Linked DNA regions of Homo sapiens: region 2 is linked to region 1. A link is a loop called in an ENCODE intact Hi-C map of the cell type or tissue named here. Cell type or tissue: endothelial cell of umbilical vein. All regions are shown on one strand. Links, peaks and the distances in the headings refer to the core of each region. The heading gives the core; the rest is flanking DNA.

The links. Hi-C counts contacts between places; a loop is a spot of excess contacts. Peaks named below come from ENCODE experiments on the same cell type or tissue, not always from the same donor. Only the 100,000 strongest peaks of a DNase experiment are listed, where the experiment ranks them.
Region 2: a loop joins it to region 1, with 8 times the contacts of the local background. A loop is called at or near these places in 2 of 110 quality-filtered maps.

Annotation. Positions count from the first base shown.
Region 1 is chr6:123,769,281-123,785,185 of GRCh38, reverse strand. No RefSeq gene overlaps it. Among named protein-coding and RNA genes, the nearest start is that of NKAIN2, 27 kb to the left of the region's middle. RefSeq lists enhancers at 14,398-14,467, 14,488-14,727. In endothelial cell of umbilical vein, for the core only: no CTCF peak of the experiment used is centred there; a DNase peak (open chromatin) is centred at 7,435.
Region 2 is chr6:123,957,854-123,973,758 of GRCh38, reverse strand. The region is part of intron 1 of NKAIN2 (sodium/potassium transporting ATPase interacting 2); the gene reads right to left. Among named protein-coding and RNA genes, the nearest start is that of NKAIN2, 160 kb to the right of the region's middle. RefSeq lists an enhancer at 7,289-7,822. In endothelial cell of umbilical vein, for the core only: a CTCF peak has its summit at 7,628; a DNase peak (open chromatin) is centred at 7,698.

The DNA of each region.
Region 1 (15,905 bases), core at 3,295-11,294:
GAGGCCACCATACACACCACTTATTGTTTTTACTTTAACTTCTGGAATTGTTTTCCTGAAATAATTCATAATTAATGCATTTTTTTAGTCAAATGGGTTAATGTGGTGGCTACATTAATCTACTTAACTTTAAACAGTGTGATCATCCCTAGAGCCTAGAATACCAATAACTAGATTTATTGTGCTCTTAAACAAGTCATTTTCTCTAGATTTTTTTCACAATCTGGTAAAAATCTCTTAATTCAGTGGAGTTCAGCAGAAATTCCAGCATCTTTAATTTCGTAGTCAATTGGTCATGGTTGGCAAGTAGATATGTTTGTTTTCCACTTTATTCACATTAGAAATCAGATTAGGATAAGCATTAGTATCACAGATTCCCAGAATGAGGTAATTCACCATCCTGTAATAATTCAGGGCAGTAGGGGAGGAAAGCTCAAAGAGGATTATTCAAAATCTGCTTGCTTCTGATCAACCTAATGAGGATCACAGAAATCATTGATGAGACCCACACATGGACTTGAACTAGGGCTAGAAAGAAATAGATGTGATAACATGGAAAGATTTACCTAGTAAAAATCATCTTACAGAGAAATAAAGTCCAGGAGGTATCAACAAGGAACTGTAGGACACAGAAAATGGTAAGAAACAGCAGGGTCAGCATAATGGGACCACTTCCTTTCCAAGAAAAAAACTGAGGTAGCATACGGTAGTCATGTCTCAGCAAACTCCCCATCTACTCCCTAGAATTTACATTGTACTGATTGCTTTATTGATCACCCACTACGATGCTTTGCATAAGTGATGATCTCAATTATGGTTGGTAAAAATCTTTGAACACTAAAGTAACATAAAATCCCAAAGACATTATAAAACCACTTTGTTTTCAACTTGAAAAACTAGTACTATCAATATAACTTCCCACTGAGTTCAAAACATTTCTACATGCTTAATATATTCTGTTATGTTTAGAGTAGAGAAAATTGAAGCTAAGCCCTTCGTTTAGCAATAACCATTTTAATGTCTGTTTATCACAGTAGGTAAATAATGCAGAGCTCCCAAATTTAGTCATAATAAGCAATCATTTTTCAATAAAAATGGGTAATTTTCCCATTTCAGCTTCGTCTAAGTGCCTACCGAATTAAAGTGTTGACTTAAAATACATTTCAAATGTTAGTCTTATTATGATAATTACCAAGGATCATATCTTAAGAAGTTATTCTTAAAGATCACCAATTTTCCTTATAGTTATGGCCATTTCATCTGAATCTGTAATATTCAATACTAGGGTCTTTTTCTTTGGCTTTCAGGATTAATAAAAAATTATTTCAAAAGTTAAAAATGAGAAAAGGTAATGTATGACCATAATTTAATCAACTATATACATTCTAAAAAAATTATAGTGTTAGTCATAAGCTGGAGGGGTATTTCCTCACCACTCTTACGTTTCTGTCCATTAGTGCAAACTCCATGATTAGACCATTGCTGCCTACCTATCTCCGCCCTCTCATTCACTTCTCTGCAGGAGATAAGAATAGACTTAACCTGAGTGGTAAGTTCAAAAGAAGAACCTGGACCTATGTAGCTCAGCCATTCCTCACTATGTCTAAATAGCTAACATCCATGCCTGCATCATGTCCTTAGTTTTACAGAGACATCCTTCTATATGATGAGGCTGTGATTATTAGCCCTGCCTGGGGCTTGCTAATTAAGACTGTCACCAACCTGGTCAACATAGCAAGACCCTATTTCTACAAAAAAGAGAAAAAAATTGAAACAAAAAATTACCTGGTCATGGTGGAGCATGCTTATAGTTTCAGCTACTTGGGAACCTGAGACAGGAGGATTACTTGAGGCCAGGAGTTAGAGGCTGCAGTGAGTTATAATTGTGCCACTGCACTCCAGCACTCCAGCATGGGTGACAGAATGAGACCCTGTCTCAAAGAAAAAGAAAAAAAAAAAAAAGACTCCCTAATTTGGTTTTAGGAATTTCACTTTCCCTCAGATATAATCTCCAGTATTATCAACTTTAGAAGTAATCAAGGTATTATGTTGGCTTTAAGTTGCTTTACTTATTGTATTATTTCTCAATTGACACTTATTTATTTGGCCTGCATCAACATTAAGCAATGTTGAGTCAGTTGCTTATTCCTTCAGCATTATCCTTTGGTCTGCAAAGTTGTAGGTGGGGGCTTGTATTTTATTTTCATAGCCTTGGTGAATGCATGCATATGAAGATAACCAGTAAAGCTTAGGAAACAGAATGGAGGGCAAAACATCGTGTACACAGTGTCTATATTTGGAGCATCCACTATGTACTAATAAGATTCTGGATGCTGGGAATAGAGTAGTGAATAAACCCTGCTTTTATGGGGTCTATTTTCTATTGGGGAAAGCAAACAATAAACTAATCATTGATTGTGAATACTGTAAATGCATATATTACATCTACCCAGGCAAGTAGCTGATAGTGATAGGAAAACACTTAATAAAAATGTTTTACAAAGGATGAGGTAGTCCTTTTTGTAGGATGTTTACAGAACGCCTCTCAAAGAAAATTAAAGTTCATCTGGACCTTAAAATGTGATGGTGGTAATCATGAGGGATCCAGTAAGAAAATGACTCAAATAGAGGAAATAGAGAGTTCAGAGGTCCAGAGAGGACACAGTTACCAAATCCAAAGGGCAGAAAGACAGCCAGAGTGACCAGAAGGTAGTAAAAGAAACCTCGAAGCTGGAGACAATGAGCCCACTGAAGTAGGCAGGACCTAGATAGTGTAAGATGACCTTGTAGCCTGTGACTAAACAAACAAAAAAGACTCTATTGAAAAAGCAGTAAGAAAAACATATTGGAATATTCAAAGTTAGGAATGAATGCGATCTGAATCAATCAAGTTTTTAAATTGTCTTTAGCTGTTTTGACTTAAAGGATTGCAGAGAAAGTAGATAAGGCTCAATTGTAGTGGTTCAGACATGAAATAATTGTTTGTTTAGAGCTGTCCTTATAGAGAAGGAATGGTCAGATTTGAGAAGTCCAGGGAGCTAGAGCCAACAGGACTTATTTACAAATGGCATATAGAAAGTGAGTAGGGTAACAATTCTAGGGATTAAGAATAACTCCTAGGTTTTTATCCTGATCACCTGAGTCATCAGGGGTACACTTTCCAGAAATGGGGAAGATTTTTGGAGGAGCAAGTTGTGCTTTATCTTCTACAAATGGTCTGTTTGTTTCCATAAGTTGGTAGTGTCTTTTAGACAACCAAGTTTAGATATCAAATAAGGAGCTTGATATATATGTGTATAGATAGCAGGGAAAAAGTCAGGGCTGGAGATTTTATTTCCTGTTTTTTGCTGCCATGAGTTAGAGAATAGCTGGAAACTAATGAGATTAATTATATAAAACATTGCTGCGCATGGACATATATTATTTGTTCAGCATTATCCTAAGCACTAAACAACTCCCATCTAATTTAATCATCTCAATACCACTGTATTATAGATGGAGTAACTGAGACTTAAAGAGAGTAATAATTTGCCCAAAGGCACACGGTACGTGATAAACTAGACTTTGAATTAATGTCTGTGTGATTCTAAAGTCCATGCTTACTGGGCTAAAAATCAAGGGTGTAGAAGGCACCTTGAATATCCAGCCTCTTAGAACAAGAGACTGGGCTTCATTTGTTACCTTAATTAGCTGTGTGACTTTTGTATACCCTGTATAATCAACAAGAAAATCTGTGGAATTCAAAGGACCTGTGTGCTTGATTTCAAAGCCGCAAAGAAAGGAATAGTTTGTAATTTGAATAGTCAAGTTCTGGAGGAGAAGGACCCCTCAAAATAATAGACAGATAATTATCAAGGGCTTCAAACGTAGTGTTAATAGCTTTCATCAGATTATCATGGGAGTTTGGCCATCAATCCCAGTGTATTCAAAGCAAAGTTATTTCATGCCTATTATCCTAGGTTAATTATTAATAATGCCCCACTTTAACTCTCAAGAGGATTTCATTTTTGATAAATTATATGGTCACTCAATATTTAGAAGTCTTAGACCCAAAAGGTTATAAATACCCGGTAGATACAAATACTCACAAATCCTACATGTTTCCTCTTTTAAAGAGGAGAAACCAAGGCCCCTGAGGTAACAAGAGCACAACTATCACACAGGGGTCCTTCTGCTTACTCCTCATTTCCATCTCTTGGAGTTCAACCCATGCCTCGAAGCTCAGTTTTGAATTTGTTCATTCATTTATTCACTAAACTTTCTCACATTGGTGTATGTATACCACCTACATAATGAAAGAAATCATAGGGATAGAAAATACCTCTGTTGGAAAATCATTTGCTTATTTCTCCTACCTGCAATGAATAGACATGCATATGTATCAAAACAGGCAATTTCAGACCTACATACCCAGCATCTACACACAAATACATGCACACACAGGCACACAAACAGACTTACATACGCCAGTCTTAATACTCAATAGTTTCTGAAGACTCTAAGTTTGCTATCTCATAATGTTTTTAATTGGCTGTCAACAGTTTAGCAATAATTTCTCAGACTAATGAAAAAAATATCCATGAAGATGGCTGTTCCTTGTGATTTCAGGTTCTATGTTGAGTCTCTCATTTATGACACTGGTTGGATGGGTGAAAAATGTTGCTCTTCATAAGAGTATATTTGTTACCAAAAGGGGAAAAGAATAAGTTGTTTTCCAAATCAAAAAAGATTTATTACATGTTATTGTTCACTCTATATTCAGTAATATTCTAAACATTATAAGAAACTCAAAATAGTAGTCAAAGATGGTGTTCATATAATTTTTAACTTTAAGAAGTGTCAATCAGTCTTCCAAGTATTTATATGCAGTCAAATGCCCTGAAATTAAAAACATATGTTCCATTCAATGAAAATTTAATGTTTAGAGCTTATAAATAGAAACAGGCTTGAACCGAGCCTTATGGAGGACTAGCAAGGGATAAGAATCTCAACATTTCATAATTTACAATAACCAGAAGTGGAAAAGTCAGTGACTGAAGTAAGCCTTGGAATTAAGCAGCCAGAATGAACTCACTAGGTTAGAAACTTTAACAAAATCTGAAGTTAGTATATTTTTTTCATTACTTATCTCTGGTCCCATAGAAGAGACAATCAGAAGACATAATCCTAGCTTAATAAGGGTTTAACAAAAGTAGCTTTTCAAAGTTAATTAGCCTACTAATCATAAAAAGAGAAATGAATAGGGGGGCAGCCTCTCTAACTTTGAAAACATTCTGAAGAACCACTAGCCTTTAGTCTCATTATTCTATTTAACATGGCTATCACTTTTATCTCAGAAGATACTAATATTAAAATGTTGGACGATATTCTTATTCATAAATTTTTTTTTCTTTAGATAATCTAACCTTCATGAAGATCCCATCTGTCATGTTTCCACTAAATGAAGTTGGCAAGTTTGTTGTTTAAAAAATCCTTAAAAATAATTATATGTCCAATATTCAATAGAAATATTTATGATAAGAATGCAATCATCTTACTGAGGCTATCACAATATTTATTCTTTTCTCATTAATGTTGGAAAGTATATGGAATAAAAGACACTTTCCCAGTAGAGCTTAAGAGGGCAGCTGAGAAAACAGAGTTGGAAAGAGATGTTAGAAAATTTGGCCAGAAATGTAAAATAGTGACTAAGTGTAGGAAAAAATTCAATAATCATTTCCTATGACTTTCCATATGTTGTATGATAAAATAACATGTTTTATGTGATTTACCAAATATCTTTAAGAAATACTGACATAGCAAAGAGTATAAGGGACATCTTCTTCCACATATGCTATAATTTTATTTCATATATTTCCTCTCAAAGTCTTAATACACAAGTGATCCAGTGTGACCTCAATACAAATAAATCATATAGGAGCTGGTACAGACATGATGTACATGCACACCTGCAAACTCATCCACTCAAGAAAGATCCATTAAACTTCTACCATTTGTCAGGAATGTACTAGGTGCTGAGGTGCAATGTCTGGGTGACACTCATATGGAAGTGTTAACTAGGCAGATTGGATATGCTAGTCTGGAGCTGAAAAGGAACTGGGGCTGCCGATATAAATTAGGTAGTCATCAGCATACAGATGGTATTTTTAAAAATAAAAATGAATAAGGTCACTTGGGGGGATAGAGATGAAGACTGGGTTCAAGAGAGAACTAAGGAATGCCAATATTTAGGGGTTGAGTATCTAAGAGAAACAGCTTAAAAAGCTTGAAATTAAAAAAAAAAAAAAATAGAAGAGGATGGCCTTATAGAAGGCAGAAGAAGAGAAAATTTCAAGAAAAAGGGAGTGGTCAGTTCTATTCAATGTTATTGAGAGATCCAGTAAAAAGAAGACCAAGCAGTGTCCATTGGACTTAATATAGAGGTTGTTAGTGACTTTGACGAAACCAGTTTTGGTGGCACGGTGGGAGCACAAGACAAGACCATACACACACACAGACAGACAGACCGACAGACAGACAGACACAGACACACAGACAGACCGACAGACAGACAGACACACACACACACACACACACACACACACACACACAATTATAATGTCCTCTGGTTCATAAACACTATATCCAGGATATTCCATTGTTTGGAAAGCCTAGTATTTATTTGTCCATTGTTTAATTTAATAACTCCGAAGTGCCTTAATTCAAAAGGGACCTCTGGCTGTGAGAAGTAGCAGTTTATGCCAGCAACTCTTATTTTTCCACAGTGTCCTGACCCCATGGATTTAAAATAAAGCTATCTAAATGTAAATAATTTATTTCTTATATTGCTAAAGATATTCCATGATAATTGACTAGATATAAGACTATGAAACTTAGCATGCTTCTTAGCATCACCAGTGAAACCCCAGATGCAGTGTAGGCAAATGTAGTCACAGCTACTTGAGAGACTGAGGCATGAGGATCACTTGAGCCCAAGAGTTCAAGTCCAGCCTGGAAACATAGGAAGCCCCCTGTCTCCCCAAAAATATAGATTAAATTAAATTAAACCACCAGTGAAGCCTGAATGATTCAGTCTCACATGTGGATAATTTCAGAATTACTCTAAGGACAAAGTTATCTTTTGTATACATTATTAGATTTTTTTTTCCTGTAATTGAAATAGTTTAAAAATTTTAATTCTGGATTTATTAAAAGCAATTGCTGATTTAGCCATAAAATACATCCTAAAATGTTAAAGGAGTGTATCTAGGTTAAATGAATTCTTAATTCCTCAAGTATGCCCGATGGAATACCTTGTCTCCACTCCTCCACATACATGTTACATATTCATCGCATGGATCGTAAGACAACTCAACCAGGAGAATCAAGATTTATGCTTATAACTATATTATAGTTATAATTCATGCATGAACAACAGTGACCTCATGTGGCTAATGCTTTATGCCTGAAACTATTAAACTAAGAACAACAAAAAAATGTCTATGCTATACATCAAGACATGTCAGAGTAAATGATTGGAGCTGCCTGTGCCACACAACATACTTTCTTTTTTAAGGTGACTGCTCAAATCTGTGTATGTTTGTAAGGTTAGATTGGTCAAAGGTTAACATTATGGAATAAGATATCTGAGGGCCAAGTATCAAATCTTACCTCCTTGTATTACCCAAAGCATTCAGTGCTACTCTTTGCTCATTGAAGAAACTCTCCAAGTGCTTTTTGAATTCTGTCTCATCTTCCCTGCCCAAGTTAAAAAATAAATGCCTAAATGGAAATGTAAGAACAGATTACAGTGGTGCTTCATTATCCACCTGTTTCTGACTTCAGGATTTGGCTGTTTTTCTCTTCAGTCTGAATAGTTCCCTTAACCAGTCTGAGCTGTAACATTCTGGACTTTCGCACAAGCATTTGTTTAAAACTATTTTACTACATCATTAGCTAGAATAACAACAGTTTTAAACACACATTCAAGCCTCTATATTTGTAGGTTCCACATCTGTGGATTCAACCAACCACAGATCAAGAAATATTCAGAAAAAAGGATGGTTATGTCTGGACTGAACATGTACAGACTTTTTTCCTTGTAATTATTCTCTAAGTAACCCAGTATAACAGCTATTTGCATAGCATTTACATCCTATTAGGCATTTGGAATAATCTAGAGATGACTTAAAGAATATGAGAGGATGTGCATAGATTATATGTAAATATTACACCATTTTATATGACGGACTTGAGCATCTCTGAATTTGGGTAACTGTGGGAGAAGGAGGGTCCTGGAACCAGTCCCCCACAGATACGGAGGGACTACTGTGTTACAGAGTATTGAAAATAAAATAACTTCCAGCTCTCTTTTCTTTAAAATCAAGGGTGGTGTCCTTTATCATTAATTTCAAAGCAGTGCTGCAGTTAGATCACAGGTAAGGACCTAACTTCACTAGTAAGACCTTAGCTAGAGAATGAACAATTAAGGATAAATAGGTTACCTCGGATCTTCGAGGTAACATGATATTTAGTAGATGACAACTGCTGCTTGCAGTCTTCTGTCAGAATTATGCTGTAAACTCTAGCTCAGCAGTAAAAAACATGATTCTGGAGTCAGAAAACCTAGTTTGTAATCCTGACTTCAACATTTATCTGTCCTTGGTTTAGTCACTGTCTTCTCTTAGAGAACCCATCTTCGAAATGGGAGAGGGTAACAGAATCTAGCTCATGGAGGTATCATGAGGATTAAATAAGAAAATACTATGTAAACCATTTCACAAGTTTGTGCCACATAGTAAGAGCTTAGTGTTCCAAGCTTAATGATTTTTAATGAATCTGTTATTCTTTATTTTTACTTCTCATCTATATTTCTGCTTTCTTAATTTTAATTAAGACATATGTATAGTTCATTATTTTCTCCATCTTTTCTTCTACTAAAAAGAAAGCTAACACTTTATCAGTTTCTTTACTGTTTTCCTTTGTTCTCTCCCTAGTCCAGGGAAGCACCAGTTAAGTAGTATAGGTGATCCTTGCAAATATATTATACATACCTACTTGTTCTGTGGGAAATGTGTTTTGAAAATATCAGCAATGACGAAATTCCCTAGTCCAAAATCCCAGTTATTTAGAAAAGCTTCTTGTCATAATTAGGTACAAGTTTGATATCGTATTTATTTGCTACATACATAGAGGATTACATAGCAAAACAAACAAACAATCTGTGAGGCATAATACTTAATGCCCTTATCTAATTCTTTTCTTGATACTTAAAATATAAGAAATAATAAAATCCAAATATGTAAAGTACTCTAAAATAAAAAGACATAACAATAAAAATATACCTACATAAAATTTTGAACATTTTATTTCTATGCCTGATAGAAAGTTTAAGTTTAGTTCACTATTTTAAGAATCACAGAATAATTTTTATTCATGTATTCAACAAATGTGTATTAACTTCTTATATGCTAGGTACTGGTTTTGGCACAATAATTCTATAGTAAACAGAATACACAAAATCTGTTCTTTTATAGATTTTACATTCTAGAAGTGAGAAACAAAAAACAAATAAGAAATAAGAAACAAAGGAAGGAGGAAAATAAATAAATGTACGTAAGTGGCAATAAACATTAGCAAGAGAAATAAATTAGGATAAGGAAGATAAAAAGTGATGGAGTGTTATTTTACATAAGGGGCTGGGAAAGGCAGGTCTTATAAATGAACATTTAAAAAGGCTTCAAAAGTTTTAAGGGAAAACATTTCAGACAGAGCTGCAGCAGCTGTAAAGAGCCTTCAGTGGAAGCGGACTTGCCGTGTGCAAAAAATTCCACAGCTAGAGCAGAGTGAATGAGGAGGGGAGTGTTTGGAGATGAGCTCAGAGAAACAGTAAGACACCAAGTCACGTAAGGCCTGATCCAAATACAAAAAAAACCATTTAAGAATTGATCTGAAAAGGAACATGATCTGGCTCATATTGTAAAAGGCTCACTCTGGCTTTGGCATGCGTAATGGACTGCAAAGGGAAAGAAAGAGATGCGATCAATTAGGAAGTTTTACAACAATCCAGACAAGAAGTGATGGTGATTTGGCCAGGATGTTAATGGTCAATGTGGGGAAACAGATTCATATATCAGATAGGATTCAAAGTAAGAATTGAAATAAATTTGTAATGGATTAGATGTGGAATGTGAAAGAAAAGAGGGTTCAAGGATAACTCAAAGATTTTTCAGCAACTGGAAAAAAAAGATGCTTTTTGTGCAGATGGGATAGACTTACGGAAAAGGAGAGGTTTTTTCCCCCCGAGAAGGTGGAAACAGAGAGGAAAGGAATTAAGAGTTGTGTTTTGAATATTTAGAATTTGAGGTGTCTTTTAAATATTCAGATGGAAATATTGAATAGGCAATTGGATGTTTAAGGTTGAAATTTAGGGGAGAATTGCCAAAAAAATTTTTTTTTAATGTGTGAATTAACAGATTAGTGATGATGTTTAAATTCTTGCATTTGGAGATCATCTGGGAATAAAGAAGAGATAGAAAAGAGTTTTGAGAGAAGAGCCCTGGTCTTTGCAATGATTAGAGGTCAGGTATATGAGGAGGAGTAGACAAATGAGAGTGGTAAGGAATGAACAGTAACTAGGAGACTAGGGAAGAGTTTCACAGACAACAAGTGAAAAATGTTTTCAAGAAGGGAAGTGATTGTTAGATAATGTGGATAGGTTGACTAAAATGAGTACAAATAAGAGGACATGGACTCAGGACTCACCTCCTATGGAGAATCAGGGGGCTGCCACACCAAAGAAGTTTTTAGGAGTTCAGTAGTCTGGGAGATTCTGAGATGTCACTTTCAAAGGAAAAAAAAATTATGCCATCTTGCATTTATCACCAATAAGAAGGAATCACAATGCCTGGTAGACCTCTTTGGGTTCTGGAAGCAGCATTTTCTTTATGTGGGAATTTTTTTCCTAGTCCTGTTACCAAATGACATTACAGGCTGCCAGCTGTGGATGGGTCCCAAACCAGGAAAGTTCTTGGTGGTAGATCCAGGCAAGAGTGTGAGCACCCTTGCAAATTGGTCCATATGACAGAAACAGCAGCATCTATGATTTTAGCTGCATCCATGATGGGAAAAGATGCCATATAAAAGTTATACAAAGTCCCAGCAAAAGAATTACAATGTAAATATCTAACAAGTATTCAGAAAGTGGTGTTTCCGAAGCAAGGCCATGTCATCTATAGAAAAGAATGATATACCGTGCAAAAAGAGTCCCTGGTTTTCTTCTGTACCCTAAGATGAACACTTAGCCATGGGACATCAAGTGTGTATGTTGCCAGAACTGCCCATCATGAGCTGGATATTGTCAGACCCACCAAATTGTAAGGTCAGGCTAGCCCAGCAGCCATACCTTGCAGAATGGAAATGCTGCATTTATGTTCAGCATGAATAGGGCCCAAAGGCACAAGTAAGTTGCATGAGTAGCTGGCCCAGAATCCCATGTCCCTACTATTGTCACACTGGCACCCACCTCTCTTGGCTAACTTCTATCACCACATGGGAGGTCTCTTAAGATCAAATGACAGAAAGAAGTGAGCCTTTTAAAGTATACATTCACATAATATAGGTCTGTATACTGAAAATTAACAACAGCTACAGTATAGCTCTACTCGGGGGAGGGCCAAAAAGACATCAGTGAAGGAAAATATTCCCAACAGGCACATATTTGGATGGTACACCTGGTCATTTCCTTTGCATAAATAAATAAATAAATAAATAAATTGCCCAAGATTAGAATATATGGACCAATGGCAATTTGAGGATAACTTGTCTGGAAGGAGAAAGATTTGGAAATGAGGGACAGACAGGTCAGAGGAAGGGACACATGGAGGGCTCTGGGAGTGGACCCAAAGTATTTTCTATAACATACTAAAGCCTTTCAGAGAGTGCCCACATGAGAATAAGCACTACCAAATGAATGTTAAAAAATGATTCAGCCAATTGACATCAACCAGCCTCTGTAATTAACCTCAGTGCTGGCACAACAGGCTTATGAAATGTGTGGCCGTGGTGGCAGGAATGAAGGCTATGAATGAGGCTTATGTCCTGTGCTTCCTTTCACCAAGGGTGATTTAGCTTTAGCTGCTGCCAAATGTCCAATTTACCAGCAATGGAAACCAGTGGTGAGCCCCCAGTATGAAACCATACTTTTGGGAAATCAACTAGTTACTTAGGGTTAACTTGATTACTTTGAACTCTTTCCTGTATTTAGGACCTCAGTTAGCACCAGTATTCCAGGTTTAGAGAGTGCATAAATAAATTTTTTTTTTTTTTTTTAAGTAGAGACAAGGTTTCACCATGTTGGCCAGGCTGGTCTCAAACTCCTGACCTTAGGTAATCCGCCTGCCTTAGCCTCCCAAAGGGCTGGGATTACAGGCATGAGCCACCATGCCTGGCCAAATAAAATTATATATATCATCATATCAATCCTATCAGACTAAAGAACACACTTTAGAGCAAATGGAGTGAAGTTGTGGATACCTGACTGGTCCTATCACATACTGTACCTCCAGTAAATTGTCAGCCTGACAGAGTGATGGAAAAGCCTCTGACGGCACAGCTGAGGTGCCAGCTTGGAGATTATACCCTGCAAGGATGGGGCATCATCCTTCAGGATGTAGTATGCACACCAAATCAACAACCATTTTATGGTCTGTGTCCCAGTATGTAGAACACTTGTGTCTGGGTCTGGAAACCAAGGGAAGGAAGTTGGATGGCTTTGTTTACTGTCAATCTCAATGAAGTACTTGGTGAATGTGTGCTCTTCTCACCTACAATTCTAGCCTTTGCAGGTTTAGATGTCCTAGTTCGGATGACCAGAGAACATAGAAAATATCCCATTAAATTCTAACCTGTTGCCACAACTTGGTCACCTTGGATTCCTTGTGCAGAGACTACCAGGAAGCAAGGAACTGAGGTACTGTTCTCACAGGTATAATTACTCTGTCGTTTAGGAGGAGGGAGGGTTTCTGCTATGCAGTAGAGGCAAGTAAGAAAATGTTTGTCATTTAAGTGATTCACTGTCATGCCTCTTAGAACTTCTCTGCCCAATTATGATAGAGAATGGACAAATACAGCAGCCGTGGCCTGATAAAGGCATGGTTATTAGAAATGAACACATCTGGAGAAGAGGATCTGGGCTACCCCTTGTATTAGTTTGTTCTCACGCTGCTATAGAGAAATACCAAGACTGGGTAATTTATAAAGGAAAGAGGTCTAATTGACACACAGTTCTGCATGGCTGGGGAGGCCTCAGGAAAATTACAATCATGGCAGATTGGGTGGCAGGAGAGAGAGTAAGTGCAAGCAGGGGAAATGCCAGAGGCTTATAAAATTATCAGATCTCATGAAAATTCACTATCACAAAAGCATGGGGGAAACCTTCTGTCCCATGACACGTGGGGAATATGGGGATTACAATTCAAGATAAGATTTGGGTTGGGGCTCAGCCAAACCATGTCACCCCTGTTAATGGAAAAACCAAACTTTGTAAAATATTTTAAAGAGGTTTATTCTAAGCCAGTGTGATGACCACAGCTCAGAAAAACAAGAGTCTGAAGGAGCCCTGAGAAAGTCTGCCCGAGGCAGTTGGATAAAAGTTTGGTTTTGTACATTTCAGGGAGGCAGGAATTACAGACGAAGACCTAGATCAATGCATGGATGAGGTATGTATTGGTTTGCCCTGAAAAGGCAAGATACCTTGAAGCAGGGGCCTACAGGTTATAGGTGGATTCAGAGATTCTTTAATTTGCTATTGGTTAAAGGAATAAGATTCTGTCTAAAACTTGGTGTCAGCAGAAAGGAATGTTTTAAGTCAAGATAAGGATGTTATGTAACAAGATTTGTGGCCTGCAGGCAAGATTTTAACCCTACCCTTGCCTGGCCTTACGACTTATTTATAATTTGGTAGCTTGTTGTCACAAATTTCCTGTTTTGTCAGTTTTATGATCTCTATTTTAACATTAATGATGATCAGTTGTTATGCCTAAACTCCAAAAGGTAGAGCATATAATGAGATGTGTCTGACCTCATTTCCCATCATGACTGGGAACTCAGTTTATAAGGTTTCTTTGTGGTCTACCTTGGCCAAGAGGGGGTCTATTTAGCCACTGGGAGGCTTAGAATTTTTTTGTTGTTGTTGTTTATACCACACTAGATAAGCCACCTAGATCAACAGAGATAATGGCAAGAGAATCAAGAATGGTTAACATAGGAGAGAAAATATAAATATCAGTGTAGTCTTAAGAATAACCACAGCAGTGGGGGCTAAAATTCATCCTACTGAAACTGCATTTGCAAAGATGCTGCCAGTGAGAGAAACTAAACAGCTGACTCCACCTTACTTCTAGCCTCACAGGCGGGCTGTGTTTGGCCATTCCTGGGTATAAGCCAAGCTAACCATGGGAGGAATTTAATTCATAGTTTAACTTTGAAGCAAGAACAATGATAATCCCTCCTTATCACTGATTCCATCCTTGTTAGAGGGCTGAAATTGCTTTTGTAACACTAATGAAAGGCCACAAGATTAGGATTATAGGAGGGCCTGGAAATCTGCCAAAGTGTAGGTGTAGTTTCTTTAATCCCTTACTGCTCAGGAGTCATGTGGCCAGAGGTCACAAGATTCGTGACTTCCCCAGTTGCTTCTATAGATAACATCACTATTATCGAAACTAAGATTCATCTTTTGAGATATTTTTCAGACTTCTGGTAACTGACTGACCCTACCTGAACTCATGACTCATGACTCAACCAGTTCAGTAGCCCCCCACCCAGTGGTGGACTCAGGGCAGGAAGACTGTTCTCCACACCCATGACTGCATCCCCAACCAATCAGCAGCACCCACCAAACTATCCTTGAAAAACCCTAACCTCTGAGCTTTTGGGAAGACTGATTTGAGTACTAACTACATCTACCAGGTGGCTGGCCTTGTGTTAATTAAACTCTTTCATTTCTGCAATACCATAGTCTCAGCGAATTTTTTTGTTTCCTGCGCAGTGGGCAGAAAGAACCTGTTGGGCAATTATGCCAGTAATCTACCTCTTGCAAATATCACAAGGAAAAGAGACAAACTAGAAACCTGAAGGTACTATTCCTACACGGAGTGACCTTATACAAAGTGGATCCCAGCAGCTCAAGGATGCTACCATATACTGCTCAGATCTCCCCTTCAGGACGCAGACCACCACCCCAACTACCAGGACTGTTGCCTTCTGATAGAACATCATTCACAGCTGAGTTCCTCCCACAAAATTGCTTTCAGATGAAAGGAGCTGCTTTGGCAAGGGTTATGTTCCCCTCCACAAGTCAGGCCTCATCTAATGACCGGACCATATAGGCTTACAAAGACCTAGCTCTTGCCTCAACTTGAGATGGTTTGGAACACCTCTGGGGGTGTATTCTAGATCTAAGGCTCCCTGTTTTATCAGCTGAAGCCTCTGGTTGTGCCTGCATCTCAGTCACATTCTCCTTCTGTCCAATCCTCCTTCCTTCACTCCTTTATAGGTGTTTTTGTGATGCATCCTCCCTGCTAACCCTCCCACACAGGAATCTCAATCTCAGAGGCCATTTCCTTGGGGACACGGCATTGGAGAGCAGTATTTTGTGGTATTTTCACAATTGCTTGATTTGTTAATGTAAAATTAACAGTAATCTTTAAGAAGTGGATTTTAAATACAAAAATATGGAGACATAACTGGCTAAACCAATTCCCAAAGTAATGCAAACAGACTCTTATAACAAAACATAGATTTTATTGTATTACTTTTGGTTTTGGTTTCTGTTGTAAAAGCAAAGAGCCACAAGGTAGCTTTGATTTCCACCAGCCAATTTCTTATGAAGTAGAGAGTTTCTTTTGAGATGTAATTCTTCTGTG
Region 2 (15,905 bases), core at 3,080-11,079, 190 kb before region 1:
TCATATACATGGTGAAACAACTACACGATTTAGGTTGGTGCAAAAGTAATTGCAGTTTTTGCCATTACTTTCAATGTCAAAACTACAGTTACTTTTGCACCAACCTAAATAGTATTCCAGGAATGAGGACTATGAATTTGGAGTTTTGAATAGCAGGAAACTACGAGTCCTGGTATGGTGATACATTCTGCTTTTTACCCTTGAATGTGAAGTCTAGGAATCTTCAACTGAAATCATCCATTGGTTAACAGGTAACCTTTTTTCTCCTCTATATAGACAGGCCAGGGCCTGCTCCAGACACAAGTAAGATGTAAGCTATAAAAGGTTCTATGCCTTTCCACCTCGCCTTTGAGCTTCACTTTCCTCTCCTGTTATCTTTCCCCATTTCTTTCCCTCACTAAATTCACTTCATAGCTCCAAATCCTACCCTAGTTCTCATTCTTTTAGGAATGTTTTCTTTAACCTCTGCTCTAACTGTTAATAATAAGCTGTTAGCTTTCAGAGACATGTATAGTTTAATCTGCAAGCCAAGACAGAAAAAAATAAATTCTAATGGTGACATTAGACTTTCCTGGTTTCCAGCAGGAATGATATATTAGGGAGAGAACAGCCCTCTGCCTGGCACTACAGCACAGAGAAGATTGCTTAGAGATGAAACCCAAATTTTCCTGGGTCAATGTTTAAGTTAGGTTTTTCATCAGCCAATATTTGTTTTGGCAACTGGAACAAAGAAAATCTGGCAGCAAATATAAAAGTTACAAAATATACTACTCTTTAATTTTGATAGTATTAACTTTCTGGTTTATTTGATTATATTAATTTTATGGATATGGTGTTTTTACTATGTATCAGGCACTTTTCTAACCACAGTATGTATATTCCAGCACACATGCAGACCTCACAACAACTTTGTATTTATCTACCATTGGCCAAAATTTCCAATCCCATGATCTCCAGAGGAGGAAAGGGAATCTATTCCTGGAAGTCAAAGAATAAATAAGGTAGAACTAAATGGCATGGTCAATATTAGTGGCTTATGAAAATGTTTGTTGGTTTTAAAGTTGATGGCTATTTTTTGAGTAGTAACAAAGTTTTACCAACATTAATAAGGCAAGGGGGACTTTCTCCAAGCTAACATCAGGCTCTTATCTTTTATAGAGCTTTTTACACAATATCCAAAGACGCTCACTGTTCAATTATAAGATTTTCTTTCAATCTTTCAATATATCCATGTTTCAGACACTGGAATAAGTGGCAGCTTCTCAGCTACTCAGATTTTAAACCTTAGTTCCTATCTCCAGTTTTCTCAGTAAATTAAGATCTTTTTCAGTTTGCGTTTAATCTTCCATTAGGCTATTTGTCTCAGAAATCCCTTGAGTTCTGTGATGACCTAAAATCAAAAACATACTAAAAATCCAGTTTGATCAAATCTAAATAATGTATGGTTGACCCTTGAACAATATGGAGGTTATGGGTGCCAACCCCTCACACAGTAACTTTTGGCTTTCCAAAAACTTAACTACTAATAACCTACTGTTGACAGGAAGTCATACTGATAACATAAACCATTGATGAACACATATTTTGTGTATTCTATGTATTATGTACTGTATTCTCACCATAAAGTAAGCTAGAGAAAACAATGTTAAGAGAAGCATAAGAAAGAGAAAATATATTTACTATTCATTAAGTGGAAATGGAATCCTCTCTTCATCCTTGTCATCTTCATGTTGAATGGTTGGGGAAGGGGAAAGCTTGGTCTTACTGTTTCAGGGGTGGCAGAGGCAGAAGAAATCTGAGCATAAGTAAGCTTGTGTGGTTCAAACCCATGTTGTTCAAAGGCCAATTGTATTTTACTTGTCCAGACTCTTGCAGAATATGAAACTTTAAAAGCCTTTTTTAAAACATCTTAAAGCATTTTTCAAAATATATTAACTTTCAACCGTATTAATATTTATAAACAAGAGCCAAACTTTCAAATGGAAACTCACATGTTATCGGTCTGGGTGCTTGTTAGATTTCACTAACTAAGAGCAGAAGACAGCTGATAAGAAAATCCCCCAAACCTTCCCCACTCCAGCCAATGTTGTATATCCAATGGCTGTGTAACACAGACATGATGGGGACAACAAGCTTTCCTAAGGGAGATAACTTTACCATTATTCATCCAGGAATATCCGCTCAAGATATTAGATGTGTAGGAATCAAACCATCCAAACTGACACAAAGTCAGGTTTCCATCCAAACTGACACAAAGAGATTGACTACAAAGCAGAGAATGTATACTTCTTGTCTGGATGGGAGTGCTATGATAAAAAGCAGTATGTGTGCAAAAAGAAAGAACAAAACCCCTTGAAGCACATACAAATCCGTATTAAAATACAAGGCAGTTATAATTACTATATTAATATATTTTATATAATATATAATTTAAATTACTCATAGCAAATGTTACTTGTGAAAGATATTTGACTTTTACATTCTTTCTAGGCTAAATAGTGCCTTGTAAGAGAAACCTAATCTAGCTACTAGAGCATTAGTTCCACTGTCACCTGGCCCTGAGTACTCTCTGATCCTGCTACATTTTGCTTCATGGGCTTCCTTATATACTAAGTATGTACTTACTATCTCTGGCCCCAGTCAGACTATCATTTTCATTAGCACTAGAACTTTTGATTGATTTATGCCCTATTTCCTAGGCTTCCAGCATATAGTAAGCTTTCAATAAATATAAATCAAATAAATGAACAATTTTGATGTTTTACAGGACCACCACAGTTTATGACTTAAATTGCAAAGATTGTTTTAAAGCATGCCTTATTACAAAATAGTTAATATTCTTAAAAAATAAATATTTCTTTTTTTCTTTTTTTTCTTGAGACAGAGATTCACTTCGTCGACCAGGCTGGAGTGCAGTGGCGCGATCTCAGCTCACAGCAACCTCCGCCTCCTGGGTTCAAGCAATTCTCCTGCCTCAGCCTCCTAAGTAGCTGCGATTACAGGCACGCACCACCATGCCTGGCTAATTTTTTGTATTTTTTTAGTAGAAATGGGGTTTCACCGTGTTACCCAGGCTGGTCTCAAACTCCTGAGCTCAGGCAATCTGCCCTCCTTGGCCTCCCAAAGTGCTAGGATTACAGACATGAGCCACCACACCCAGCCAAACGATAAATATTTCTAAAGAACAATGAAAAAATAAAAACAAAAATCCTCATCTTTCAAGTCAGAAAGCTAAAGTTCAAAGTGAGTAAGTTCAGAACCAAAGTCAAAGGCTGATTCTGGGGCTTCTTCCTCATTCAGTACTATTTCCCGTGGTAAATTATGTCTCTATTTCTTAGGCTTTCGTGGCAATTAGAATCCCATCTGTGTTTTCATTTTATGCTCCTTTAAATTTATTTTCAGTGATAGAACTAAATTTAAACTCTTACTATTTCTTCTAGTTGTTTTTCTCACCAAACTCTCATATACATACCAGCCTTACCATTTGATTTTGTGACAGGAGTGAAACTTTGCAAAATAAAATGAAGTTCCTTTTGTTCCTCTTCCCTATTACCCTCTTCTTCCACAAAGAAGGCAACTACTAGGCTGAATTTGATGTGTATCTTCCAGTTTATGTTTTTAAACATTTATACATATATATATATATATCCATTTAATAATCAGTATTTTGTGTGTTTTAATGACATGAGTAGTATAATATTGTACAATTCTGCTCTCATATCTTGTTTTTAAAATTATGTATTTGATACATACATCTAGTTTATGCATTTGTCCTAAGACATATTATTTTATCCTTTGATTGAATTATTCATTTTACTTATATATCCACTATAAGTGAATGTCTTCTTTCAATTTACTTATTTTGGCCAATTCATTTTATCTACTAGTTATTTTTGCGGCAGACACTGCTGGTTGGGTAACCCAGAGATCATTCCAAATCCCTTTTCCTCTCTCCCAGCTCCAGGACAGAGGCTGGGAAAGTAAAATCCTTCCTTTCTTTACTCTGTCCTAGGGGAAGCTAAGTGACATCAAGGCATTGCCCATCTAGACACTGGCAACTGTATCCAGAGTGGATTCTGTTGAAGCTTTTGCTTTCCTGATAAATGTGTTAAAGGTCTCTGTGCAACTCTCTTCTCCATTCCTTTTGAAAATAGGCATGCTATTTGAAGCTCTGGCAGGCATCTTGAAACCATGAGAGAAAAACAAAAAAGTCTTACTACACAGATTCTGGCTCCGGCATTACTGAGCTAGTGCAACGGTCCCTTCATTTAGGTCTACATAAATGTGTGCCAGTCATCTTGGTGAGAAAAATCAACCTCTATTATTAGCAGAGGTAGATTTATTCTTCAGCTGGATGCATTGTTAAACCGCAGCCATCTCTTCACAATCATGTTTATTTCCATTTCCTCTTTACTTCACTTCAACAGACCTTTTTAACTCCATCCTTATTCCTTATAAAAATATATGTTTTACCTCACATCATTTCATACCATAATGAGCAAAAATCCCATCACACATTAATACCTAAGGCGCTTGCCATTTTGTAATACAGTGGTAGTCAGGGTAAGTCTCACTGGAAAGTGAGCAAAAACCTGAAGACAATTGATAGTTTTGAAAGCCGCATCTTATTTTTTCTCAGGAGATACTGAGATTGGGTTAAAATTATTTTTCAGTGGTGGGACCTATACCTCCAGGTAAAGGCAACTTATATTCAAATCACATTTAGTCAGAACTATAAAGTGGGGGACTATGAGCTGGGGGGAAGGAGGAAACTACAGAAGAGTAGAAATGGAGCTCTCCTCACAGAGCTCATGGCCCAGAGGAGGGGGTCCAGGCCAGCCCAGCACAGCAAGGTGCTCCACACTTTGAAAATGAATGGGAAAGGTCCTGTGACTCTGAGGAGGGTGAAGGCTCAGGTCTGCCTGGGACAATCACTGAAGGCTTTATTACACATTTAACCCTTGAGTTCACAATTAATGGTGAGCAGAAATTTGTAAGGCTAACAGGGGCATTCCAGAGAGAAAGAATAGCGGAAGCAGACTAGAACATCCACACAGCTTCAGGCAATGATATAAGTTTATCATGAAAGGAGCCACACTGTGAGCCATAGAGTAGCAGAAGATGCAAGTTGTGCTGATAACTAGGACACAGCTTAGAGAAAGCTAGGATCCCATTGTACAGGCAGAAATAAATGAAGAATCTCAGAGATTTGGAAAATCACTACATGGCCCAAGAAAGTTTTGAAATGAGCTCAGATGATACAAAACATTAAATGTATATATTTAATCTCTTCAGATACAGAGCAACATGTTTAATTTCTAAAGGACTGAATGCATACTCCTGCTTTTACTGCTTTGAACATTTGTTTAATTGTTTTTAAATTGTCCTCTTCAGCCCCAAGATGGAATCATCTGGACCACTATAAGTAATAGCACCCGTGGCTCCTATTTTGGACATGTGATTAATTGAAGGGCATGAGCCAGAAAAGCCGTCCCCCTGGCCCACCTCTTTCTCTTTGCTCTCAGTGCAAGTGCTCCATTTCCTGTTTCCAGCCCTCAGCTGCTTTTCTTTTCCCCCTGCCTCACAGTGATTATACTGAGAACACATTTGAAAGCAAAAAGTTGGGCGAGAATTCCAACAGGTGTAATTAATGTCAAGTGCTCCTGCAAGTGGCTGCGCTTTCCAGCTGCCTGCTCCACCTGCTGCCTTCTGTGGCTGCTTTCTTAATGCCGTGTCCATCTGTTAGAAATATGCATCCAGAACTCATCATTTTACATCCTGAGAGGCACCTGAACCCTCTTCTCCTCTTCTTAAGTGAGCCCTTAGAGCGTCACTTTATAGGCACGATTAGTTAAGTGTTGAGATACCACAGAGAGCGAGCACACTGGCTCCTCAGGGCACCTTTAATACCTTAAGGGAGTTTGTACATAATCGAAGTGGAGGAACAAAGAAGGAGAAAAGAACCCTCACTCTATACTTAAAAGGAGAAAGTGTAAGAACCAATACTTTCTTCAAATGTATACTATATCTATGTAGTTGTGAGTATGTGTATATATACACACACTCCCCCCCTTTTTTTTCACATAATGTGTCAGTTCACATTGGGTGATGTTACATTGGCTTTGTTGGACTTCTGTGCTCTACACCAACCTTCAGTTGGGGGTGGAAAACCACAGGGAAGATTCTTCTAGCACCAGTTCTGGCCCAGTGTATGGGAAATATGATGAGGACATGAAAAGCTGCAATTATTGGTAGGATAAGATAACAAACAATAGAGAGTAGCAGAGTCAAAAGGGGGGCAAGTTGTAAGTCTAACTACAGAAATGGTGCTTGGCCCAGTACTCAGCACATTATTAGCTGGCTTCCCAGTGAACTCGGCTAGATGCCATGAAGAAAAGAATCAGAAAAACCAATTATACTGACAACTGATGATAACTGAATGTGTTTTATCCCCTGAAGAGTATTTGCAATTTCAAAGAAAACTCTCGGAGTCTCAATGGCTTAAAACATACACATGTGCACACCCACTCCCACAAATGTATTTCTGATAAAGCCTGAGCTAACAGACCAAGAAGATAAGGCAGGTATTTGAGGAAATTACAAGGAAAGTGCCCAGTGCTTCTAGAAACATAGCAAAAGTGTTGCCTATTCCGGTTACACTTAAAGAGCAGTCCTGTGTCTAGTTATCTTTGGGATCTAATGAAGGGGACTGTAAGTATAGATATCTCTAAATTAATCATTTCTGAAACCCCAGGAGGTTGTTTTAATCTTTAGGACTCGGGAGATTTTTATAATGTTTATGTTAACTATGTCCTTAATAGTTTCATAGTTAAAGCATAAAATAGCAACACTACTTTAGATTGGAAATGTCATGAGAGCTGGAACCATGTCTGTGATTTTCAGTGATGTATTCCTAACACCCAGCACTTGGCATCTGACACGTGAACAGTATTTGTTGAGTGAAAAATAGCCTGCAGCAGTAGTAGTATACAGTAGACATAATATCAGCATTTTAAAGATGATAATCTTGAGCTCAGAGTTATATGACTTGCTCAACTTTGTCTGGTGTTTTTGCTACACCAGCAAATGAACTGTGGCATCTTGCTTCTTTGACATCACTGTTTTTTCCTACCACTTCTTAACAAAATCCATTTGTAAGCTCTTTTCCTTGGAAAGTTTAGTCTCAGCTTCAATCTAATTTCTAAAACTACTGAGCACAAAGTGTATCTACGCATTGTGATGGATTACAAAGATAGTCCCCTGCCCTGCTAAAGCCTTTAATACATATATATAGCAAAAATCCTATAAAAAGGTGCCTTGGCAGTAAAGCAAATTAGGGCATGAAATAATTGGCAATTGGCTCTTATGTGCTGCCTAGACTCCTTCCTCAAAATACTGGGGGAAGGACATGATTAGAATTAAAGCTCGTATCTTCTGAGGATGATTGAGTAAATGCAGGAGGGAAGGCAAGGTTGACAGAAGATGGCAAGCAACTGAGTTTTAGAAAATGGAAAAGCAGAAGAGTATCCCTGCATTCCTAAACTTCTCTCAGCCAGTATTCCCTGGATCCAGCTGACAAAAGAGGAATCACCAAAGAGAAGATTCCTGAAATTGCTACCATCGTCCTGGCAGTTCCAGCCAAAAACAGCAGGCGGAATCATGCCCACTGAAATGTAAGTTTTTATGGACCCTGTCCAGTGGGTGTCACCAAACTATAGCCAAGATTTAGAAGGGTTGATCTTAGCAGCCAGCCTTTCCTTGGGAACGACAGGCCAGCTAGCTACACAGACTTGCCTACGCTTATTTTATCAGCCTCCCAATAATGTGTGCTAACATTTTAAGCATTTAAAAATGTTTTGAGTCCCTCTAATTAATTAGACTGGGTTTTATTGTATACCAGTAATACAAGACAGAATTTAAGAATAGATTCAATAAGAGATGCCAAAACAAATTAAGTTGTGAATTCAAAGGAGGAAGGGATCCCATCTGATTGGAGAAAAGAGGAAATTAATCGTGGATAAAGTGGCATTTGAAATCTGCCTTGAAAGCTAGATAGTATTCTGATAGGGATAAGGGGATAATTCCACCTACAGGCAACAGAATAAACAAAAGGTCCAAGATGGCTATTGTGTGGGGTTTTGGAAATAAAGCAGTAGTCTAGTTTGGTTAGATCGCAGGATATGAGTAGGAGAATCAAGCATATGTGGGTTTAAAGGAATGAATACAGATCACAGGGTCTTAACCACTCTAATAAGGACTGTGAGTGTAATGTTGACAACAATGGGAGGCAACAGCAGTTTTTGACCATGGAGAGAGGGGGATTAACATGATAGGATAAGTGTGATGACTCCTAAGCCTAAATTTCCCATTCTAATCCCTTAATCAAACTTGATCTCTAAATGCTCTAAGAACATTTCTAATCTTGCATTTCACCAAAAATTAAAAGGCATATATTACTGGCAAACAAATTGTCTCTATTTTTTAATAAGTAAATTTGAGTTACCAGAGTCCAGCGTTGATTTCTGGCACCTCTGGTTATCTGTGGACTCTTCTAGGTTCCGTAACTACAGAGCTAACAAGGATGGGCATGGGTAGGATCTCCCATCAGAAAGTTTCAGTGCCAGGGGGTGGATGGATGTCTCAAAAAAAGGGCACTCATGCTATGAAGACATTCTGAACACTGAATGAAATGGAAGCTAAAGACACAGACATTCTGGGTAAAAGGAAGATCGATGGCAGAAAACAGGGATCTCATAAAATAAATAATAAAATCCAGGAAAAATGTTTACCTGGGCAATCAATTTAAGCAAGGGCTTAAATAGGGCAAAATAGGACTTAAAGAGGGCAAAAAGGGAACTGGTGATAGGTACAAGGTGAGAACATGAGCAAAAGGAATAAAATGAGAGCCCAGATGATGGAACCAGGAAACATGCTTAGCTCGAATCATGAGGTAAGAAATGGATGCAAGGCTAATTTAGTTTTGAACATAGGCTGGCCTTCCTCCAGGAACAGGAGTGGAGCTGAGCTTCCAGATGGGGTTAGGAAGACTAGATAGATGCTGGGTGAATGTGAGTACAGGAAAGTGGCTGGGCAACACTCCAAAACCGTTTGACATTTTCTCTTAAAAATTATTTCTCAAACCTTTAATAATTTTTAGAACTCTTACATACGCCCTTTCTATATCCCCAAGTCCTTTCTGTAGGAAAATGAGGAAATAATATGATATAGAAATGAGATGATATAGAGATGAGAAGGAACTTAGTTTGCATAGCAGAGACCACTTTTAAGGGAAGTTTTTATATACCTGATCCAGATGACTAGGATTTACACTGAAGCCATCAGAGGCCATTTATACAGCCTTATAAAGCAATTCAACGTGCTGACACTGGCAATTGATACTAATTAAATTTAATGAAACTAGAGGAGGTTCAGGCAAAGGCAACACAGAAATCAGGGGATGAACAGGGAGCTGTATAAGAAAAATGAAATGCTGACTTATTTACCAAATTATAAACTACTGGAACAAAGCAGGTAAAACTTGTAGGGAGAGATAGTCTTGAAATAAATAAAGAAAACAAAATTGATGTAGGTAATTTCTACTTCACACCACAATGCATTCCTGGAAATCACACCATAAAACAGCTTGTATTTTCCCCTAGGAGTAATTTTGTAATTGGATGTTGTGTTCCTGAACAAGGATTCATTTTTCAAATGAATTTGAGATATGATCAACAATATGCTATAAAGGCAAAGATAGAACAATGTTTGGCCTCTATAATAATTTAAAATATCATCATTATACTCCTAGTCCTATAAAATGGGCATACATGAACAGTGCATGTTGATTATACAGGGACCAAAATGCACCATAAATTGTAGCGACCACACATAATATTATAACTTTGCTGCCTCATAAATTTAACCTGTCTAAAAATGAACATGCTAGCTATAATAAATATTATTTAAACATTTAATCAACAATATTGAGTGTGTTCTCGGACTTCAGACGGATTGTTTTGGAAAGATAGTATTTGAACTCGAAAATTGGCATGCTGGAAGTCTCCTTGAATATCTGCTTTCTTTTACGCTTTCTGTTCACATGTATGTTTGATATACCTAATGTTTACTATGTTGCAATTTCTCTTCTAACTATTGTGTAAGTATTAATGTATTTAATCTTCATAACAATACCATAATATTGGTGCAATTTTTATGTTCATTTTATAATTGAGAGATGTTAGGCAACTTGCCTAAGGTCACACAGTTATAGCCAGAATTCAAAAACAGGATCCACACTACTACACTACATCAACTCTCTGGACAATTGCTTTTTCTCTCAACACTTCCCTGTAATAGGGGAAGCATTCCAATGGCGTTTGAGCTGTGTCCAGAGGTGGAATCATCACTCATTTAAAAAAGACACTTTAATTTTTCTCGTGAGGCAATGAAGGGAAGAGTTTTATCTTTTGTTCTCTAGTTCACCTTTCCCTCTTTTATTTCATCACTCCAAAAACATTAAAAATTGCCTAGAAAACAATGCTGAATCATAAAAAGGCAGCCTAAAGAATGGGTCTAGCAATCTGCTCAGTCTGCTATGCAAATCCTAGGCCCTGATGAGGTTAGTGTTACATAAGGTGACTGTATGAGTTTCGAGGTTTCCACAACATTAGCCAAATTATTAGTTTTTCTCCTCTTCTACAACTCTTGTACAATGTCTTCCTGAATGAAGTCAGGACCACCCACCACCACAAGCTTTAACCACCAATAATAAAATAACAGTGAGCTGACCTATTGTCAGGTTCTTACTGAGGTCCAAGGGGAGTTGGTGGGTGAGTGGCAGGTGGCTGGAAAAACACTTGAGGAACTGCAGACAGTTTTGACATGGCTTTACTCTCGCTCTGGGCAGGAGTAAGCCTAGGCGCAAGCTGTACGTACAGCGTTAGCAGGGTAATCATAACTTTTAACAGGCAATAATGGCTCTGAGCCAAGCACAAGCTCACGTGGATGATCACCTAATGTGCCTCACGTGGCGTGGTTACATAATGTGTGGGGTTGTGCACCTGTGCTGCAAATCCGCTGAGTCATGCTGCACTGGAAGGCTGCCTCAGCCTACTCATGACTAAAGTGCAATTTTCCTTACACCTGTGTAAAGAAAAGTGAAATTCGGTGACTTGCCAGCCATTAATGAAGGAGATGAGTGAAGTAAGGAGAAACAGTAAACGTAGAAATTCCTCAACGTTATGCACAAAGTAGAACTCGTAGCTCAAAGAGGCATCAGCAATTGAAAATATGAATAGGGTTATAAAGGACTCAGGAAAAATAAGACATTGATTCTTAAATAGCTCTGCAAGCAGATAAGGAAATAGAATCGTGTCCATCTTTGAAATGATGATAGTCCAATGTGCCCTTCCAAACTTCACTAATGCCTCCATTTGAGAATCTTCTTCAGACACTGATTCTAGATTGCTGATGACTGGTGGGACTCCATATGAAATATGCCATTAGACCAACGTATGTTTCAAAATGCCCAAATGAAAAACCTAGGATTCTTCCAGAGTAAATAGGATTTGAAAATACATGCAAAGTTTTTGTTTGGTATAATACTGTTATAGGTTTTCATTTGGAGAAATAAATGTTTATTTTCCAGTTTTCTTAAGATTAATTTTAAGATGGTTCGATTGCATATAAAATAATTTCATCTTAAAAAAATTAACATCCAGTATAGAAAGTGACAAAATAACAAGATGAACATCTAAACTATTTGATGAAGCAATAAAATAGCTTTCTCTTTTTAATTACCGTTTCCTCTCTCTAAAGCAGTAATTTCAATAAAGACCTACTGTCATGTTCCCACTATGCTATAAATTTATCTCTGATATTTCCACTATGTTATAATTTAATCTCTGATTATATAGTCTTAATATTCAAATCTGTAGTCACCAAAAGTTTGTGAGTAATGGTGCTCAAATTAACATTAACAACGTAAGAAGTTACAGAAAGGGGGAAAAGCTTCATTCCCAGGTGTTAAAAATGTGCCCTACACTATTATCAAAAAGAGAAAATAGATTATGTCATTTCACAAATGCAAAGTAGCAGTGGTCATTTTCGGTTCAAGCCATTATCTCTCCAATACAACCTTAGCCACAAAAATTCAATGGTTTTCACAGGCACCTAGTATTATGAATATTCTGGCAAGTAAATATAACTCAAGCACTGACACAATAAGAACTCTATTAGGGATTTGTATTTGCATATGCCTACAGACATAAAATGTTCAAAAAGTGGAGTGGACTAGAACGGAAACTGCATTATGCTGAAAAATACCAATAATAATATGCTGGCAATTGTGCTTTGATTGTTCACATTTTTTCTAAAGTGTTTTTCTAGCCCATGAACACGTGAGCTTTAAACAAGTTTGATTACAGCTGCAAAAGTATTTAATGAATCAGGAATAATCGTAGTATACAGCAAGAAAGGCTTTAGGTACAGTTTTAGGGCTTATTTTTTGTTGTTGTAGAAAATGAGACACAGGAGAGAACTCAATGCATTTATGGCACTTTTTTTTTTCTGCTTTGTCTTCTTTACTAGAATGTCACTTCCAGATTTATGGTTGCCAACCTGCAATTCTAGTCACTGAGAGCAACAGTTACAATTGCAGACTATAGAATTGAACAAGGGGAAAGACACACATAGGCATCTCCTGCTTTGCATCTGTCACAGTAGTTGCCTTTAATACCAGGGCAGTATTCTTTTGGAAAAGAAGGGAGTCTATTCATATATTTTTTTTCATTTTTGAAACATGAATCAGAATGGAAGACATATTTCCGTCTGCTCTGACTCCAGAAGAACTTGCATTGTTGCCTAGGATGCTAATCCCCGAAAAAAAGTAACAAGTGCAATTGTAGCCCCCACTCCCTTACTCTACACCGTGTATCAGAGGTCCATCATTACGTTCTCATTCATATAGGAAGAGAGTCTAAGACATGTTCATACAGAAAGAGGGTCTACACCTAATATAGACCCTCTACCACATACAAACATTTGCCTTGCAAGGCTGGGGGCCTGCTTCCACCTAATAAATACACGTTAGTGCCTGTGGCTCAAGCAGAGGGGCAAGGCTATGGCACATGAAGAGATGGGAGTGGGGAGGTGAAGAGCTATTGAAAAGGCCATCTTAGGAGGGCTGCAGAGTTGAAACCATGTGAAGACTTTCCTTCAAGAATGGCTCAAGGAGGTCTACACCTGAGGCAGAGCCACTATGTGTCCTTGAGAGATCCAGCTGACAGCACATGGAAAAAGAAGCTCTCTGGATAGAAACTCAGAGCTTCAAAGCCTGCTTGGTGGTGTAGACACTGAGTACATCCTGGAGAGAACATAGAGAAAATCTAGAGGAGAAGAGGTCCCTCCACAAAGCAAGTGATGACAACAGCAAGGGCTTACTGGGCACAAATGCAATGGTGGAAATGTGGAGATGGATGCCCGTTAGCATTTAACCAGAGACCGCAACCTGATGGCCATTAGCCAATCACAGCTTACACGTGTCTTTAATTTGAACAGTATGCTGCACAGTGTTGGCTGGCAATTTTTTTTAGAAAGTAGAACTAGATGCCAATATTCAATATAGAATTTTTACATAATATTTTCAGCTTTATTTTAACAATTATACAAACTTGCATCACAGCAAACCCACATGACAAATCAGCTGGAACTTCCAGTGTTTACCTCTTTAGATAGGCAAAAGTTCTCATTTCCTAAATTCCCACAACTTTCAAGTGTGAATGGTGTTACACACACACACACACACACACACACACACACACACACACACACACATATATGGAAGACATATTTCCTTCTGCTCTGACTCCGGAAGAACTTGCACTGTTGCCTAGGCTGATAATCCCCGAAAAAAAGTAACAAATGCAATTGTACCCCCCACCCCCATATACAGCCCTCATATATATATATGAGAGAGAGAGAGGAAAAGATCATGAGACATGTCTTCTAGGGAAAAAAAATTCTAACTTCCCTAGCCACTGTAGTCATTTGAAACCTGAGTTAGACTATGAGTTAGGAAGTATTTTCATAGAGTTCAATTAATATATTTCTGCTCTATGCATGATGCTAACAGGTTTAAGAAACACAAAAGCCAAACCCAATAGAGAATCCATTTCTTCATTTCAAAAGGGTATGAATATACCCCTTTGGCAATCACAATGGAAACTGAAGAAGTATCATGTTCAAGGACACATAAAGAATTGTTTTTACAACAACCACTTTCCAAAAATAAGCATTGTAAAGCGAGTACAGTGGTTGCCAGTGTTAAATCTATGTTTCTCACTTCTTTCTTGCCTAGTTGCCTGAAGGACTCCTGGCAGAGTAGGCCGCCACAATGCAGGAAGCCATGGACCACTGGCCCAGTGCTTTCTGATCCACTGTGTGCTACAGGGCAAAGAGCTCCACATGGCTCCATGATATTAAAGAGGCATTTATAGAAGCAGATTCACTCTTTAGACCACAGCAGACTCAGCACCTTGCAACTTCAACGGATTAAATGGTTCCAAAGGGAGAATGCTATCCTCTAATTCTTCTACCAAGTAGACACCTGGCAAAACCTGACTCATTTTCTAGACCCACAGACCTACCACATATATAAACCCCTCTCACAAACTCTCTTTCCTCTGTCATCTTCTCCCGGTCCTTAGCCGCCAAATACTCACACTGATAACTTGAATAAATCACCCACTTAGGGATGAAAGCTTCCCTGGGATTGGTTTCAAAGAAAAGTCCTCAATAATGTAAGCTACCAATGGCCTATAATTGCCAAGGAAACTATTAGCCATTTGGAATTTGTTTTCTCATTTGTAACAGTAACATTTTCTTTTCTTCCTGGTCTATAAAGAATAAGCATTCATTCTTTCACTCATCTGTTAAACAAATGTTTATTGGTGCACTGATTACTGTTGTAAGCTCTGAGGTTGACGTAGCGATTCAGCCTAGGCCCCGCCTTTCAAGAATCTTACATCAAGACAAATACATAGATGAGGAAATATGTAATAGCCAGTGGTAAGTGCTTGCTATTACGGTCTGAGTGTTTGTGTCCTTCCAAAATTCATATGTTGAAATTTAATTACCAATGTGCAAGTATTAAAAGGTGGGGCCTTTGGGAGGTGACAAGGCCATGAGGCCAGACCCCTCAAGAATGAGATTAGCGTCCTTTTAAAAGAGGCTTGAGGGAATTTGTTTGCCCCTTTGCCTGTCCACCATGTGAGGACACATGAATCCAAAATTCAGGGAGACTCAAACATTAACTACTCCATGAAGGCACTGGTGGCCAGGTGTAACAGATGGCTCCATGTGCACAGAGGTGACGGAGCAGACACTGCTGTCCCTGGGGCATCCTGCCTCACAGGTGCCTTCATGGGGATAAGGCTAATGCATGGGACAGTATATGGTTTCAGATTTGGTAAACCTGTTTCTTTTCCTGATGATTTCTGATGATTTGCAATTTTTTTTTTTCCTTCAAAAATTCTCTTTCAGTTTCCAAAGTCACACGTACAGGAGAACTCAAAAGGGCCTAAAGATACCTTCCTACACTGGTCGGTGTCCTAGCTATTGGAGGGCAGAGACCCTAAAACTGCTCTTCTTTCTGCCTTTTCAGGGCCAGAGCTTGGGTGGACAATAGATATGATTAACAGAAGACACACTAGCAGCAAATATGCCTTCTCCCCCTAAAATTACTACCAGTATCATAATGTAATTAGTAATATTATCTTTATATTTTCTTTCCATAAAACATAGTCAATCCAACCTAACCATAAGAGCAGCATGCCCACATTAAATATTGTGATTGACTGGAATTTCAGTAAAATGTATCATGTAATAAAAACACTAAGGTTTAATGT